2 separate regions of the Homo sapiens genome follow, and region 2 is linked to region 1. Evidence: chromatin loops called from intact Hi-C (ENCODE). Cell type or tissue: dorsolateral prefrontal cortex. All regions are shown on one strand. Each heading gives the region's core, and the rest is flanking DNA. Links, peaks and the distances in the headings are about the cores only. Region 1 holds the start of SPOCK1 (SPARC (osteonectin), cwcv and kazal like domains proteoglycan 1). Region 2 overlaps SPOCK1 (SPARC (osteonectin), cwcv and kazal like domains proteoglycan 1).

Evidence for each region. Peaks named below come from ENCODE experiments on the same cell type or tissue, not always from the same donor. Only the 100,000 strongest peaks of a DNase experiment are listed, where the experiment ranks them.
Region 2: it touches region 1 in a loop (2.5-fold over the local background); 4 of 110 quality-filtered maps call a loop at or near these places.

Annotation. Positions count from the first base shown.
Region 1 is chr5:137,494,810-137,503,138 of GRCh38, forward strand. SPOCK1 (SPARC (osteonectin), cwcv and kazal like domains proteoglycan 1) reads right to left here and starts at 4,517. Exons shown (of 11, transcript NM_004598.4): 1 at 4,370-4,517; 2 at 3,564-3,749. The coding sequence starts at 3,749. RefSeq lists a silencer at 4,468-4,687. In dorsolateral prefrontal cortex, for the core only: CTCF peaks have their summits at 2,753 (motif pointing left), 2,952 and 4,587 (motif pointing left); DNase peaks (open chromatin) are centred at 2,752, 3,692, 3,967 and 4,522; H3K4me3 peaks cover 4,391 bases; H3K27ac peaks cover 4,469 bases.
Region 2 is chr5:137,141,950-137,150,278 of GRCh38, forward strand. All of the region lies in intron 3 of SPOCK1 (SPARC (osteonectin), cwcv and kazal like domains proteoglycan 1), which reads right to left. Among named protein-coding and RNA genes, the nearest start is that of SPOCK1, 350 kb to the right of the region's middle. RefSeq lists an enhancer at 3,515-4,714. In dorsolateral prefrontal cortex, for the core only: no CTCF peak of the experiment used is centred there; DNase peaks (open chromatin) are centred at 904, 4,702 and 5,575; H3K4me3 peaks cover 1,018 bases; H3K27ac peaks cover 1,966 bases.

The sequences.
Region 1 (8,329 bases), core at 126-8,125:
GAAGGTACAAATGAACAGAGGAAAATTTCCTTATGGTAATGGTTATGGAAAGCCAAAGCCAAATCAGATGCAGAAAAATTAGGAGAATGGTTGTGGCATCTTGATCCCTCAACCTCAAGCCATGGAGGAGTTAAATGCATGTCAGCTAAAGATGGAAAATTATTGAACAACTTAATACAAAGATCTGCTTCTTCATCGCCTCCTTAACATTGTGTACAAAAGTCCAGGCCTCCATCTGGCCAAAACTTCCCAATTGCTAGTGTTTATAAAAGAAGAATGACAAAACTAACAGACCACAAATACATTTAGGAGCAATCATCTGAGCATTGTTCTATTTGTCCTGGATCTGTAACTCCAGGGAATAAGCCATGGAGTTGTTCTAAAGGCTTTACTTCTAAAAAGAAGGGGATAGGAAGTATTTATACATCTAGAGCAATAGGACACTTTTCAAAATGATAAGTAGAGGTTGCCAGGTCACCTCTGGCAATGTCACAGCACACCCAGTAGTCAAGGGATATGGAACACGCACCCCACTGTCATATTCATTTCAAAGTTGACCCTGTAACAACACCCAAGGGCTACAATCAACTCTCTAAGAGCAGCCCTTAGTTTTCAGTTTCCAAGTTTCAAAAATCACATCTGAATCTCTCCCCCAAGTCCAACAAAGAGACAAGTCAGGAGGAAGGCAAGAAGTTTTCTTTCACAATGAGTTCCAAAAATTGACATGCATCATAACAATAATTGTGGGACACAGCCTTTCAAAGTTATCAGTAGCTTCAACAAAACAAAGAAACAGCAAAGAAGCTGAGGCTTTGTCAACCTCAAGCAAGGCTTGGCTCAATGAAAATGATTAGGCTGGCTGAGCAACTGCAAGATTAGCTGAGGCTTTATCGATTGTCCACTGAATAGTAGGTTTCTGTAGAAAGCAAATTCTTACCCTCTGTTCCCAGGCTCAGGCTTTGTGATTATTCCAGGGACTTGCCCTAAAAGAGTGTCTGGTCTGAGTTCCACAACACTTTAAAGAGGTTAATGACATTAAATTATGTCTGAGCCACTGTTAGTGTCAGGTGACTCCATACAGCACATAAAATGGGTGATGAATGAAGAAGTTTGGGATTTTTTTGAACATTTTTAGATGTTTTAATGGCATGCTGGATTAAATTATCATTTTTTAAATATATGCTGCTAAAAATATTAGTTTAATGTCTAAAACCGCTCCAAAAACAAAAACAAAAAAAAATAGTGTATTGGGACATAAAAGCTTTTCTTTTTGTTATGTCTTGGACATTTTTATACTATCTAAAGGCAGTATTTCCTAAACATTAGAATAACCTAGTATGTTTGCTTAAAATATGGATTCCCTGCACTCACCCCAGAAATGTAAAGTCAGATTCTCCAGGGTAGGACCATGGATGCTATAATTTAACAAGCACTTCAGGTGAGCTTCATCCTCAGTCAGGTTTGGAAACACACTGTTCCAAAGATCTAAAAATGTCACCACCATCCATAATAAAGATGGGAAATGAACAGAAGCCCAATTTTAAAAAATTTAAAGCTAAGCAGGAATTCAGAATATCATGCTTATGATACACTGAGACTAGAAAATCTTGAACAGGCATGAAAGCACAGTAAACCTTTCCATAACCCAAAGATCCAAAAAAGCACAAGTGTTTTCAACTCAATCCAGCTGCCAGGAGCACCAAGGCATCTATCTCCAGAGGTGGCCCTTCACTTCTAATCCTGGCTCAATTCTTCCACCTCTAGCAAAGTCAAGCAACTGCCCTGCTCTTCAACTCTATCTAAAAGATAGCCATAGAAAAGTAAAAACAAAACAAAACAAAAAGCAAAATTATCTCTGCCCCAGGTGAATCCTTCATGGTTTGGGCACATTTTTCAGCCATAGGGAAAGGTAATCAATGAAGGATTCTCAGATCTAAGCAGTTAACAGAGCAGGTCAGGAATGGGGCAATGAATGGCAGGAATCTCACTGGGGTAGGGGAGGAAAGTGAGGGGCATATCTACTGCAAAAGACCCTAGTAGTTATTATGTATCAATTAAAAATTTTAATGAAATTACAATTTCGATAAAAGGCCCCAAATAGCTGTGGCTATTCATTGAAAGTGTTTGAAATCCCCTTTCCAAGAGAAGCAGTCCAACATCAACTAGAAAAAAGAAGAGGAGGAACAGAGAGGAGAGTGATAAACCCCCACACAAAGCTATGAGTGCATCTCCTCTGGACAGGGATCTGGAGAGGGTGCTCTTTAAAAAGTGTATGGAAACATCTGGGATTCATTCAATGTCTCAAATTCCCTCTCCCTGCAAGGCCTGCAGATACTGAGAGCAGAGCTTAGAGGAGTCCAGTGGAGGAAGCTGATCCCCATACATATCCCACCTCAAAGAGTCTGTAAACCATGCCCGGGGACATTAACAAAGGGGGTCTGTGGTATAGGTCAAATTATCATATTTAAAAAATACATGCTGCTAAAAATATTAGTTTAACACCTAAAACTGATCAGAAACAAACAAAAAGAAACAGTGCCTTTGAACATTAAAGCTTTTCTCTTTTTTACTGTTATGCCTTGGGCACTTTTACAATATTTAAGGCTTCTCAGAAACAGGAATTCCTAATGTTAAGTACCATAAAACATGGTACTCCCAAGTCCCCTAGAAGGGCATGGCCCTGGCCAGCTGGGGCAGTCCTTGAAGAAGCTGGCAGACGCTCCCACAGAACAGAGGAGATGCCATCTGCTGGAAAGACTGCACCAGATGCCTCTTGCCCCACATCCCTGGGGCACACCTGGGGAGTGGCAGCCAGCCTTGAGGCAGAAACAGGCCGCAAGTGTGTTTCTGCGTGTCCGGGAGTAACTTTCTCCACTCCCAGGGCTCCCACGGAGGAGCAATGCTCTGCCACCCAGGGTCCCTTTCAGGGCAGGGGACCAACTGCACGGGCTAGTTGTTCCTGTTTCAAGATTCCGAGGGTCAAACCACCCCACCTCCCCTGTATTTTATCAGGCCCATTGCCATGACCGCCTCCCTCAACACACACACACACACACATGCAACACCTGACTCCCATAAATAGCTCCCCCATAAATAGCTTGGACCACTCCCAGACCCAACCTCTCCAGTAGGGATTCTCCTGACACACCCCAGAGATGGTCCACGCCACCGCTGCCCCGGGGAGGTTTTCTCCGGAGCTAGGGAAAGTCTACCATCACGGTTAGGAGAAGTCGGAAGCTCAGAGAACCTCTTTCTCCACAGCTACTGGTGATCTGTGCTGTATTTTAGTGCAGTCACCTCCCGCAGCCCTACGAATACACACACCTGGGCCACAGGTAACAGGCAAGCGCATGGAGCCTTCGAAGTTCTCTTTAAAGTTCCTTTCAGGCAAGACCGCACCCAGGAAGCTGGGACCGACCAGCCCCCGCGGGAGATGCCCACCTGTCCCCCTCCCAACCACACACACACACACACACACACACACACACACACCCCAACCCCGCTTCAGGGGTCCCCTCCGAGAGGCTCCGCGCCCCCCAGGGCCGGGTGGCGCCGGTACTCACGTCTCGAAAGCGGTTCCAGTACTTGTCCCGGTCGTACTGGGAGACGGTGCTCAGCCACTGGTCATTGTCTAGGAAATTGCCGTGGTTGGGGCCCGCGCCTCCGGCGAGCGCGTCCAGGTGCCGGCTCTCGACTTGGAGGAAGCACCACGCCGCGGCGGCCGCCGCCAACACCGCGATCGCCGGCATCTGCGGGGCAGGGCGCGCAGGGCGATGAGCGAAGAGGGCGGGCGGCCGCGAGCCCCGGGCACCCAGGCGTCCCAGCGCCCCAGCCCGGAGGCGGGGACCCCGCGGCGGGCACGGGCAGCGCTCGCGCACCTGGGGCGCCTGTCGCGCCTCTAGACCCAGGGACCCCTCTCACGAATGGGGGACTCATCTACGAACGAGGAGGCTGCGTCACGAATCCGAGGCTGCCGTCCAACTACAGGGGACCCGTCTCGTCTATTCTCCGAGTGCCCCACAGATGCCGCCCTCCTATCAGGGGCTTGGTACCCCTCCCCAGAAGCGGGGAGCCCGGGTCCGCACGCCGCACTCCCACAGACGGTGCGGTGCACACGGCTTTGGGGCAGGAGAGGGGAGAACAGGGCTCCAGCAGCACCCGAGCTCCGGCAAGCGGGGTGGGGGCTGCCAGCAGCTGGGGGTCCCCGGCGACAGCTAAGGGAAAGGTCTCCCTTGAGCGCCCTGAGGTCTCGGGGGTAAGAAAGGCGCGCGGAGGTAACCCCAGGCCCTGACCCTGCCAGCCCCCTAGGCGGCCGCGGGGAGGTCCCAACTACTCCAAGTTGGGGCGCGGGGTTCCTCTGGGCACGTACCTTGGGGGCCGGCCCGGGTCCCCTAGTCCGAGTTGCTCGAGCTCCCGCGGCACGGTCGCCGGGAAGGCTGATCGCCGGCTCGCGCCCCTGCGCTCCTGCCACACGCCGCCGCCGAGCGTCTGGCCGCTTTGTGAGCCCGCAGCGATGTGCTCTGCTCGCTCGCTGGCTCGGGCGCGGCGTCCGCGGGCGGAGGAGGCCGAGCGCGCGAGCCAAGGCTCTGGCGCCCCCTGGTGGCCGCGCGCTGCCTGCCCGACAGCCCGGCCGCCCCAGCCCGGAACGTGGTCATTCACATCTTTTTTTTTTTTTTTTTTTTTTTTAATTTACTTCTATTTTTTTTTTTAATTATACTTTAAGTTTTAGGGTACATGTGCACATTGTGCAGGTTAGTTACATATGTATACATGTGCCATGCTGGTGCGCTGCACCCACTAACTCGTCATCTAGCATTAGGTATATCTCCCAATGCTATCCCTCCCCACTCCCCCCACCCCACCACAGTCCCCAGAGTGTGATATTCCCCTTCCTGTGTCCATGTGATCTCATTGTTCAATTCCCACCTATGAGTGAGAATATGCGGTGTTTGGTTTTTTGTTCTTGCGATAGTTTACTGAGAATGATGGTTTCCAATTTCATCCACGTCCCTACAAAGGACATGAACTCATCCTTTTTTATGGCTGCATAGTATTCCATGGTGTATATGTGCCACATTTTCTTAATCCAGTCTATCATTGATGGACATTTGGGTTGGTTCCAAGTCTTTGCTATTGTGAATAATGCCGCAATACACATACGTGTGCATGTGGCTTTATAGCAGCATGATTTATAGTCCTTTGGGTATATACCCAGTAATGGGATGGCTGGGTCAAATGGTATTTCTAGTTCTAGATCCCTGAGGAATCGCCACACTGACTTCCACAATGGTTGAACTAGTTTACAGTCCCACCAACAGTGTAAAAGTGTTCCTATTTCTCCACATCCTCTCCAGCACCTGTTGTTTCCTGACTTTTTAATGATTGCCATTCTAACTGGTGTGAGATGATATCTCATAGTGGTTTTGATTTGCATTGCTCTGATGGCCAGTGATGATGAGCATTTTTTCATGTATTTTTTGGCTGCATAAATGTCTTCTTTTGAGAAGTGTCTGTTCATGTCCTTCGCCCACTTTTTGATGGGGTTGTTTGTTTTTTTCTTGTAAATTTGTTTGAGTTCATTGTAGATTCTGGATATTAGCCCTTTGTCAGATGAGTAGGTTGCGAAAATTTTCTCCCATGTTGTAGGTTGCCTGTTCACTCTGATGGTAGTTTCTTTTGCTGTGCAGAAGCTCTTTAGTTTAATTAGATCCCATTTGTCAATTTTGGCTTTTGTTGCCATTGCTTTTGGTGTTTTGGACATGAAGTCCTTGCCCACGCCTATGTCCTGGGTCATTCACATCTTAATGCAGGGCTAAAATCAGCTTTCAGGCCCAGGCTGGTGCGAGACAGAAGAGGGGACTGAGGATATGAGGCCAAGACGCAGGCCAGCATGGAGGCATTCTCAAAAGGAAGGCCGTCGGGTTATCTAGATCAAAATCACCTGGGTGGAGAGAGAAGCGAACTTCCTAAAAATGATTCCTGCCCCACCGCCCCACTTGCTGAGTCAGCATTCCTTAGGAAAGCTTCCAAGTCTGCACTTTTAATGAGCTCCCGAGGCGTTTTTTATGCATGGCAAAGTTTGATAACCACCGTCCTGCCATTCCCTGGATAAGTGAATATCTGCACTGCCCATCCCAAGTCATGCACCCACCTGCATCTCTGCACTCCCATGCCCTATGCCATGCTTACCACTGTCCTGCCCCTTGAGAACCGGCCCCAGCACTAACCTGTTGAGTTCCCCTAGATGGGAGGGAGGGGAGAGAGGAAAAACAGATCAGGCTACAGGGACAGAACACTGAGAAGCAGAAGTCTGGTCCTGCCCCATCCCCCACCCCGTTTCCAAATACCAGCAATGTTTGGTGAAATAGGGCTGGAAGGGACTTAATGTCTTCCCCTGCCTGTATACAAGTGATACTGGCCTGTCACCTTTCTCTGTACAACTACACCCCATTCCCCAGACACCTGAGCGCTCTTTCAGAACAAGTCTGACCATCCCATCACCCCTCTCCCCTCAACACAAAATTCTTCACAATGCTTTCCTGATAAAGACCAATCTCCTGGCTGGAGCCCCCAGGCCCCGCACATCTGGACCCCGCCTCTCACCCCACTCTCTCCTCCTCTGACCTTCTGGACGGGCTGGCCCTGACCCCAGTGGAAATGGGCTCCCTCCACTCCTGGGTATTCACTTCTGCCTGGGCTGCTGTCCATACCCAGTCCCAGCACAAGTCTCATTAATTCTGCTCTCTGCTTATTCATCCTCACTTCTTCAGAGACTCTTGCTACACCTGTGGACCAGGCCAGCACCTGCAGTGATGCTGTCTTTGAGAACACAGTGCTTCTCTGGCTGTAAGCTCAACTGATATCACTTACTCTATGTCTGCCTCCCCACCTGGCTAGAGCTCCTGAGGGCAGAGGCTATCTTTGTCTTGTTCACCACTTCTCCCAGTGCCCAGAGTTGACACATTGTTAGTGCTCAAAAAAATTTGATAAATGAATGAATGATTTAATGAATGAATGCCACCCAACCATGTCTGGAACAACAACACATCTCAGCCAGCATGCCAACAATAATGTATGGTGTGATCAATAATAAGTTGCGCTACAAATAATTTGGTTACATATAATAGTTGAATGTGTGGAAGTCAGCAGATCTGTGGTTTTCCCAACATTACTCTGCCTGATTTGCATTCCTAGAAACTTTCTCAAAAGGGAGAAAAAGGAATGGAGTCACAGCTACTATGTTGGGGACTGCACATCATCCACGGTTTATTTTATCATGGAATGCTGTGGGTGGGTGCATCAGAGTGGGAGAGAGGTTTAGAAATGATGAAGAGACTGTTTCTTATGTTCATAGAAACCCAAGTAAGCAGCACTTCCCCATTTATCTGCCCAGTGTGACAGCAAGATCTCTCCAAGGAGTTGTCCCTAAATGTCACTTTTGCCTCCTCACCTCCAACTCATTCTTCAACCCACTCCAATCTGCCTTTCATCCTCACTAACTGAAATGACTTGTCACCATCAGCAGCCTCCTCCAAGTCACCAGATCCAGTGGGTACCCTCGATCCTCCCCAGTGTGGCCTCTGAGCAGTTTCTTTTGGCTCCCGTGGCTCCAACCCTCCTGGCTTTCCTGCTCCCCCCATCATTCCTGCTGACATTCCAGTGCTTCTTAGGGCTCAGACCTATCCCTCTTCTCTCCCCCAAAACCCTTTCCCCAGGTGCCCAAGTCCAGTCCTATGCTGAGATCCTCCAGGTACATTTCCAGCCCAGAAATTCCAATGACTTCTGACTGTACCTCCAGCTTCATACTTTACATCTCCTCAATGCCCCACGGGCACGTCAGATCTGTGACCAGGCCAAAACAGAAGTCTGGATGTCCTCCATGCCTCTGTGTTCTCCTTTCATCCCTGTTAGAGTGAATGTATCCGCATCCACATGGCTGCTTAAGTCAGAACCCCACAAGTCATCTCCAGTTCATCCATCTCCTCGCCCCTCACCTCCCATCCATCAGCAAAGGGGGTCCATCCCACTTTCGAACACCCCCTGGAGCCACCCACTTCACCCCACTTCCACAGATACTCCTGAGTCCACAAGACCATCACTTCTCACGTGAAGAACGACGGTGCTTCTTGGCTGGTTTCCTTCTTTCCTTTCCCTTGCAACCCATTATCCACTCAGGTGAGAGCAATCTTTTTTTAAGAGAGCCTTCTCTTTTTAAAATTTTTGTGGGTACATAGTGGGTGTTTGTATTTAGGGGGTACATGAGATGTTTGATACAGGCATGCAATGCATAATGATCACATCACGTAGAATTGGATATCCATCCCCTCAA
Region 2 (8,329 bases), core at 135-8,134, 350 kb before region 1:
ATCAGCGCTCTGCGTGCTGAGGTGCACATGCTCATCATTGGCACAGAAGAGGCCTCGGGGAATTCTCTGCAAAACAAAAGCAATTGTGCCATCTTCAAGCTCTGGGGCCTAAAGCCTATTAAGCAGTAAATCTTTCATAACTGCTCTCCACAGTCAGGGGAGGTGATGTCTCCCCATGTCCTCCCCATGCAAACATTTGGTTAAACAAATTGGCATCCTGAGCAGGTATAGCAAAACTTCTACAAGAAATGACATGGTCAAAAAACCAAACCAAAACAAACACAAAGAAATGTCACAGTGCCCTCAACCACTGGACTCTTAGCCATCCTGACTCCTCAGCATGTAGAGGACATCACTGTTCCTCTCCTCCTGCCCAGGCCCAGAATCTGCACACTACTTTCTTCAAATGCCTGCTGCGAATTTCTCAAGGGTCCTGAACACACAACATCCAAAAGCATTTCTGCTACTTGAACAGCTTAACTGGCTCCCTCCACTGCCGCAGCTTCAGCAGCTGTAAACAGAAGCCAGGCTGCATTCTCAGGCCCATCTGGAAAGTAATAAGACCCAGGGCCCGGTCCTAGGGGAGTCACCTGGTAGAGTCTACTCCCCAAGGGATGTGACTCTGATACTTGGAGCTTAGCAGAAAGAAACAGGCTGTGAGATAAAAGAGAGGCTGATTTGAGCCCCAGGGACAGAGTGTTCATTCACTCAGAGCTCTTAAGCTGAAGGCAACCTCTGCAAGGCAGGTGGCAGGGCCCTGTGTCTGCCTTCAGAGTCTTCCAAGGCTGGGGCTTCCAGAAACTTGCAGCAAGAGCTTCCTGGTCCTAAGTGGAACTCTTTTGGTTCCTGGGGATGTCTGCATAAGAAGCCAGGAGACTGGTGCAGTCTCAGCCCAGTGCACTGCCGCCCACGCCAACCCTGGGGCTGCAGCTCAGCCAACTTTGACTCACTCTCCAAGAATCATTCAAAATTGAGTCAACAATTAAGAATGATTACCAGATGACCACTAATGATGAAAGTTTCTCAAGGGTTCTGAACACACAACATCCAATGGCGTTTCTGCTGCTTGAACAGCTTAGCAGGACATGTCAGTCCTTCATTGCCCCTTCTCACACTTCCACACACCACAGGATGAAGACATTTATAGATCTCAAGAAACCTGGGGACTAGACCACAGGCAGCCCCAGTCATAGTTATCAGCTGAGGCATTTTCCCCAACAGATGCCAAGTGCTGCAGCAGAGAACTTGAGATTTTCACTTGAGTGGATGTCAGAGACAGAGAAAAACAGGTTGGCCTAGGGTGATGGGTGTCAAAATCTGCAGTACTACATGACAAGCTTTGTGGCAGAATTTGAGCTTATTTTTGCCTCTGTATCCAACTTTGTTAACATGCCACACTGTCCTCCGGGTGGTCTCAACGGACAGTGCAATCACAAGGATCATGAATCAGCTGAGCAGATCCGGGAACAGCACAGACTCCAAGGCAGAGTAGCTTCTGGAACAGCACGGACTCCAAGGCAGAGTAGCTTCTGGGACTGAACCCTGCCTCTGCTGCTTGCTAACCTTGCTATACCTCACTTTCCTCTCCTGTAAAAATGGGGATAATAACAGCACCTGCTATTGCTTGGTGGTTGTCATGAACATTTAATGAGTTAATATCTGTAAGTACTTAGACCTGGAACATGCTAAGCACCTCATATGTGTTTATTAAGTTTTTTGTGTTTGTCTTTTTTCCCAGAGTAAATAATCAGTTTTCATAATAACAAAGAACCATAGTTAACACTCACTGAGTGCTTTTGACATACAGGCAGTGAACTCTGATTGGATTACCACATTTAATTTTCATAGCCACCAAAGGAGGTAGCTGCTATTAATGTGCAAGTCTTAAAAATAAATTGCTAATGAGAGATGCAGGACAAACCTGGTCTGTGACTCCAGAACCCAAACTCTTCACCAGTGTATGCTTGAAGCATGAGAATCTCCTACTATCTTCTTTAAAAAGCTGATTGCGGGGCTCACCTCATGCCAAGGGCCCAAGTGCACCATATTCTTAAGAGGCTTTGGGGGCAGAATGAGACTTACTGGGTAAAAGGAGGGGGCAGCCAGATTACCCAGTGCTGCAGAGGATGGTCCACGATTCCCTCTCAGTACACCCCACAGGATGAGGTCACCAGCCCTGATCTTTCCCCAGAGGCTGGGGTGCCCAGCTCTGGACACCTGAGCCCTCAGCCTACCCCCTCTGAATGCAGCCATCCCCCAACTGAGTCAAAGGAACCATGGTCTGGTCAATTTTGTTCCTGTAGTTTTGCCATCTGTCACCCTACCTTAGGCTAACTCCTGTAGACCACCCTCCACTTCTGGAAGCTAACATTTCTTTAAAAACAAAAAACCTCCAACCCAAAATACTAATAAATAAAAACTGTTCGTTATTAAACTCCCTACATACTTAACAATTTGCATACAGAAATCAAGTCTGCTAAAAATCAATTACTGGGGTCTGAATACTTCAAACATGTATGCAAATTATTTAGAGTAAATGAACTTCACAGAGCAACAAAACAGTAACAAATCAAGCTGTCAGCATTTGTTTAATCACCTCGCCGCATTTTGTTTTTGAGAAACAGCAACACTGGGATTGAAAGGGGATGAGGAGTGTGTCATTTCCATTTAAACTCAGGCCTCCCAAATACGTTTTACCTAGCAGCCTCAAGGCTCAGGGTGATGGATGCTCCTGAAAGGCACCCAGCACCAGTACTGGAAAGGACTGTGGCTGCACTTTGAAAAGGGAAGGATAAGAGATCCGAATAATAAGTGGCATTTGAGAGGCCTTTTAATAAGTAGGGGAAACTGTAGGTGAGAAGGTAGGAGAGGCAGCTGAGCGTGACAGCCCTGAGCAGAGTTCAAAGTTTCCTTGTCATGGTGCTATTGATTTCCTGGGGACTTGCTCCAAGTTTCAATCTCTCTCCGCATACAAGGAGTGAGAGGATGCAGACATCCCCAGAGGATGACAAAGCCCTGTGTCTTCTCTACCTCTTCTATCACCAAACCTGCAGGACTCCTGTGGACCCAAACAGGACAGCATCCCTAGCACAGAGCAGGCGCCCACCAAAGGTTAATTTTATCTTTCCCACCTATATGCAGAACTATTCAAGAGTCAACTGGCACCCAGCACAAATCCAATTATTTTTTTCAAAATGACTTTTTACAGAAACCTTTCTCAAGGAACAAACCAAGAATGAATTAATTTAAAGAGATTTGTTAAGCTGTAAAGCATTGAATTCAAAAGCCAGTTAATTACTGGTTCCATGTAACTTTTTTTGATTAATTTTATTTTTAAGCTCACTACTTGGTCTCAATTAAGGTGGTGATATTTTAATTATCTTAATTGTTTCTGAACTTGTTTTTCAGTTCAACGAGTTATTTTTTAATTAGCTACATTGATTTTAAAATCCTGAATCAAGCCTTTGCACTCTTCTTGAGCACATCCTATAGGCTAATTGGCAAAGGGTCATGACACCTAGCACAGCAGAGCTTGATACCACCTCAGAGATGCTCAGATGAGAAGAAGGTTCCATTTTGTGGGGTGGCCCAAAGGGTTCCTCACCTGGGGGAAATCACACACATTTGTGTTTATTCAATTAATATTTACAGAGTATCATTCAGCGTGAAGAATCTTTCTGCAGGCTAAAGGTGAATACAAAGAGGTGAGCAAAAAGATGTTCTTCCAGCTCTCCAGGGGTTCACCGTTGAACATAGGAGACAGGTGAGACAGGTAAGGTACCTAATTCAGCCTTTCAGGGGGTCAGGTGAGACTTCCTGGACAGACTGACATCTATGGAAAAGTAGGTTTAAACCAGATAATAGGATGAGGAAGAACACTCCAGATAACAGGAAGTTGTCTTTCCAGGGGTAAGAAAGTTTGTGGCAGGCTTAAGGAATTCAAGTGTTTCATGAGGCTGGCAGCAGTTGGAGCAAGCCGGTGAGTAAAAAGGCTGGAGAAGAGGCTGAGCCTGGTCCTGAAGGGCCTTGGAGCCACAGGGACCATGCTGGGGAGCCAGGGCCTTTGAGTTCCACAGTGCCTTCAACCCAGCATGCAAGAACCTGTGACCAGACTAAAGTCGGGGGAGAGGGGCAGGAAGAGGGAACCCTAAATATGCATTTTATGTAGAAAGTGGCACTTAGTAAGAACAGACACACTACATATATTCTCGTCCGCCAAATGACAGAGGACATCAGGGCTGAAAGGCCCAGTGGTCAACTCTTAGAACCCCTTTTCTCCTGCCAGGAACCTCCTTCCTCCCTCTCCCCAGGAACACCAAGCCACACAGGATTCCGGGAGGCACAAGATACCTGTTGAGACCAGTAAGCAAAAGATTAATCTAAAACAGCAGCTTGAACTCCTGGCCCACTCTGGTGAGTTCCAGAATCTTCCTCAGGCCAGAGGCCACTCGATTTGCAAAAAGTCCACCAGTTAAAGATGCCTTGTTGTCTCGCTGTTGCTTTTAAGACTGCTCTCTGCCTGAGTCATGCGATCCCAAGGTTCACGTGAAGAGCAGACACTCCCAGTGATTCATTAGGAGTGACTTAATGGACGACTGACAAAGAAATTACACCAAACTGTGAAAACCTCGTCAAGCTATGAGCAGGAACATTTATTGCAGCTTGTCTGTCCCCATGGTAACCCGTGCATGCATCTTGCCTCCCTTGTCTCCAGAGAGGCTTGTTCACCAGCTGACGACAGAGCCTCTCAGAATATAAAATAGAAGATTCTGCCCATAGGATTTTTGCTGTAACCAGAGAAGAATGGCAGCTTGGAAAGCCTCCTCACAATTCTTTCCTTTCATATTCAAGGGGCTGGCCAAGTTCTCCGAGGCCAAACAAAGGGCCTATTAGACATGTGCCTGGATAGGGCAGAGAGCAGAGTGGCATAAAGGTTGGACTCATGCATTTAAGGATTGGGGAATTGGTGGGGAGGGACACAGGACAGACAGAGACAAAGAGGCAGAGGAGAGAAAGATGAGTCTGACCAAAGATAGCCCTCCTGGGAAGAGACCTTTTCTTTCCCCTTTAAACTGAGGTCCTGGGGACTTCTTTCTGTGTCAAAGATAAAAGCATCTTCTCTGTTACATTATTTGTGTATGTGTGTGTGTGAGGTGGGGGAGAGGGTTATAAATTGATAACAGCCTTTTTTGGGGGTCAATTTTTTGGTTGTGCCCTTAAATGATAACAATTGTTAAATGTAGGTAGATGGGTGTATAGCAGTTTATAGTATCCTCTCAACATTTTGGTATACATAAAAATTATAACAAGAGAAAAGGGAAAAAAGAAACATCCTATGACCCAGCAAGTGAACATATTAGGCAAAAATGTTCATCTTAATAATCTGTAATAAGGGAAAATTATAACACTTTGAATGTCCATCTGTGTTAGTCTGCTCGGGCAGCCATAATGAAAGTACCACAGACTGGTGGCTTAAACAACAGAAATTTATTTTCTCACAGTGCTGGGGACTAGAAGTCTGAGATCAGGGTGCCAGTAAGGTGAGGTTCTAGGAGGGCCCTCTTCCTGGCTTGCAGCCAGCCAGCTTTTTGCTACGTCCTTACATGGTCTTTCCTCGATGCAAGCACTTGGAGAGACAGAGAGCCAGCCCTCTCTCGTGTCTCTTCTTATAGGACACTTATCCTATCAGCTCAGGGCTCCACTCTTTGGACCTCTTTTAACCTTAATTACTTTCTTAGAGGCCCCCTCTCCAAATACAGACATCCTAGGAATTGGAGCTTCAACGTGGGAATTTGAGGGGGATAAAAACATTCAATCCAGAACACCAACTGTAGGGAAATGGTTTAGTTAATAACATAATACATTTTTTAAACATCATGCAACTATTTTACAGAAACTAGTAGATCTATATTTGGTAACATAGGTAGATATTTATGATAAATTAAGTGAAAAGGCAAGTTGAAGATGAGAAAACCAATTTGAAACGGTAAAGTAACTTCCCAGCACCATAAAGCCTTAATGGCAAAGCCAGTACTCAGAACCAGACCTGCCTTCTTCCAAAAGAAGCGCCTTTCCCTTCCCTACCCTTCCTCTCCGGACAGCCACAGCCTCTGCCCCACTCACAGACCAGGGCCCTCAGTTTCTCCTGATTGCCCTCTATCTCATATCCTGTCTGCAGCAAGGAGACAATGACAAGCCATGACCATGGCCAGGGTCCAGAGCAGGTGTCCAGCCCTGGGTGATCTTGGCATGTGTCTCTGAGATGAAGGAGTTAAGGACTACCCACTACTGAGAGTGTCTGGGAATTGCTTGGCCCCTCTGCTCACATGCAAAGCAAGACATTATGAGCAACCACTGATAAGCCCAACATGGTAATTTACATGTCCTGATCATTAGAAAAGAAGGCGTTAAGAGGGGTCTGCCAGAGCAGCTGTGGAAATGTGTGTCATAAAATCAACAACCACAAAATTTTATTAGCCTGGGCAGCCAAGCCTCCCTTCTCAAAGCTATCATCTCACATTTTCCCTGCTCCCCAGCTGCTCTGACAAGGACCCTCACTCAGCATTTCCATCAAGAAATTGATTTCCCTTTGAAAGTGTGATGGGAGTGGAAAGAGGAAGTAGAAGGAAAGGGGGAATTAAATAGAAAGGAAGGGGAGGGAGAACATTACATACTCTGTCACCCAATTAGGGGGCTGACATGGAGACAATGACAACGACCAACTATAGAATAATGTACTATTATCCTAATTCAACAATAAAGAAACTGATACAGAGATCAGATCATTCTTAATTTACCAACTGGTAACTGACAGAGAAATGTTAAGCCTGTTTGTGGTCACACAGCCAGTGAGCCTGGATTTTAATCTTGGCGAGTCTCACACCAAGGCTGATACTTGAAGCCACTAAGCCACTAATGAAAATAACTTCTGATGGGGATAAAGGTGATGATTAAAGTGTCAAGCAGCAATGTATCACACCCCTCTGTCCACCTTCCCCAAGATTCATGTTACCCAGAAGACCTCATAAAAAAAGACTTCCTGTGAAAAAAAAAGATTGAGCTATCAGAAATCAAAGCCAAATTGCTGGCTATCTTAATAAGCTTGTATTACTTTTATAATGAATACAAAAGTGCGAGCTGCTTTTAAAGGCAATGCTGCTGTCCTGTGAACTTAACTCCCTCTGACTTAAGAAACAATAGTGACCAGGTGAACTGACTGTGGTTCCTTCCGTGAGGGGTTTCTGTGAAGTGTGCGTATGTTCCACACTGCTAATGGGGAGATGCATGAAGCCCAGCGCAGCATGGGACAGGGCAGTGTAGGCAACAGGAGCTGAGAATGGCCTGGCCTCTAAGTAGAGAAAAAGATATCATCCACAGAGAAGTCTTCACCTTCTCATCCATCACAATGGCCAGAATTTATTAAAATGCTATAATAGTAAAGGTATTTGGGTTCTATTTCATTATAATTGACATAAATTATTCATAAGACATTTATGAACAAAGGAGAGAGATTTACTCAAAATACAAAAGAACCAATTCTATAACCTAAGAGAATAAGAGGGCATAAAAAGCATAGTAAAAATCAAATATTTCCTGGAAAAAAGTGTACTTAAAAGATCACTGTGGCTCACACAGTCTATCTTTTGTACCTGTGCTTCACTTTAATGCAATTAAAATTTCTATAAAAACATGGAGCTTTTCCCAGGCCAAAGACATCCAGAGAATTAACTCTTTTGGTGCTGATTATTCTGACATTATTCAGCAGCCATGGTTGTTGATCATGTAAGGATTGGGAAACTCAGCAACTCCAAGAATTTCTGCCAAATTTTTAGTGTACCTAGAAGATAAGAACCCAAAGCATTTGGCTCGGAGAGATGTAAGTTTGAGAGGAGAGAGGCAGCTTTGCCACTTCTTGCCTATGAGGTATCTTGATGGGTTACTCAACTCTTTAGGATTCAGTTGCAGGCAAACAGATCCACTTTACTGAGATGTTGTGAGGATCTGATGGGATAACACATGAAGGTTTTCTAGCACAGGGCCTGGCGCACAGTTCATGCTCATTTATTATCCTCATGGCTTTTACCAGCTCTTTTTAGCTTGCTCCTAAAATACAGAAAATGGATGTCCACCAAGGGCAAGGGACCCTGGACACTTCAGAAACACAAGATCCTGGAGCCATAATTCTGTTCAGTCTTTCCAATCTCAAAATGGTAAACTCTATAAGAAGAAACATTAAAGCTTTTCAACATCAAGCATGGGGTCCACTTTGTCCCGAAAACTTCTGCTGACTAACCACATCCACACCACTGATGAAGCCACCCTACAACAA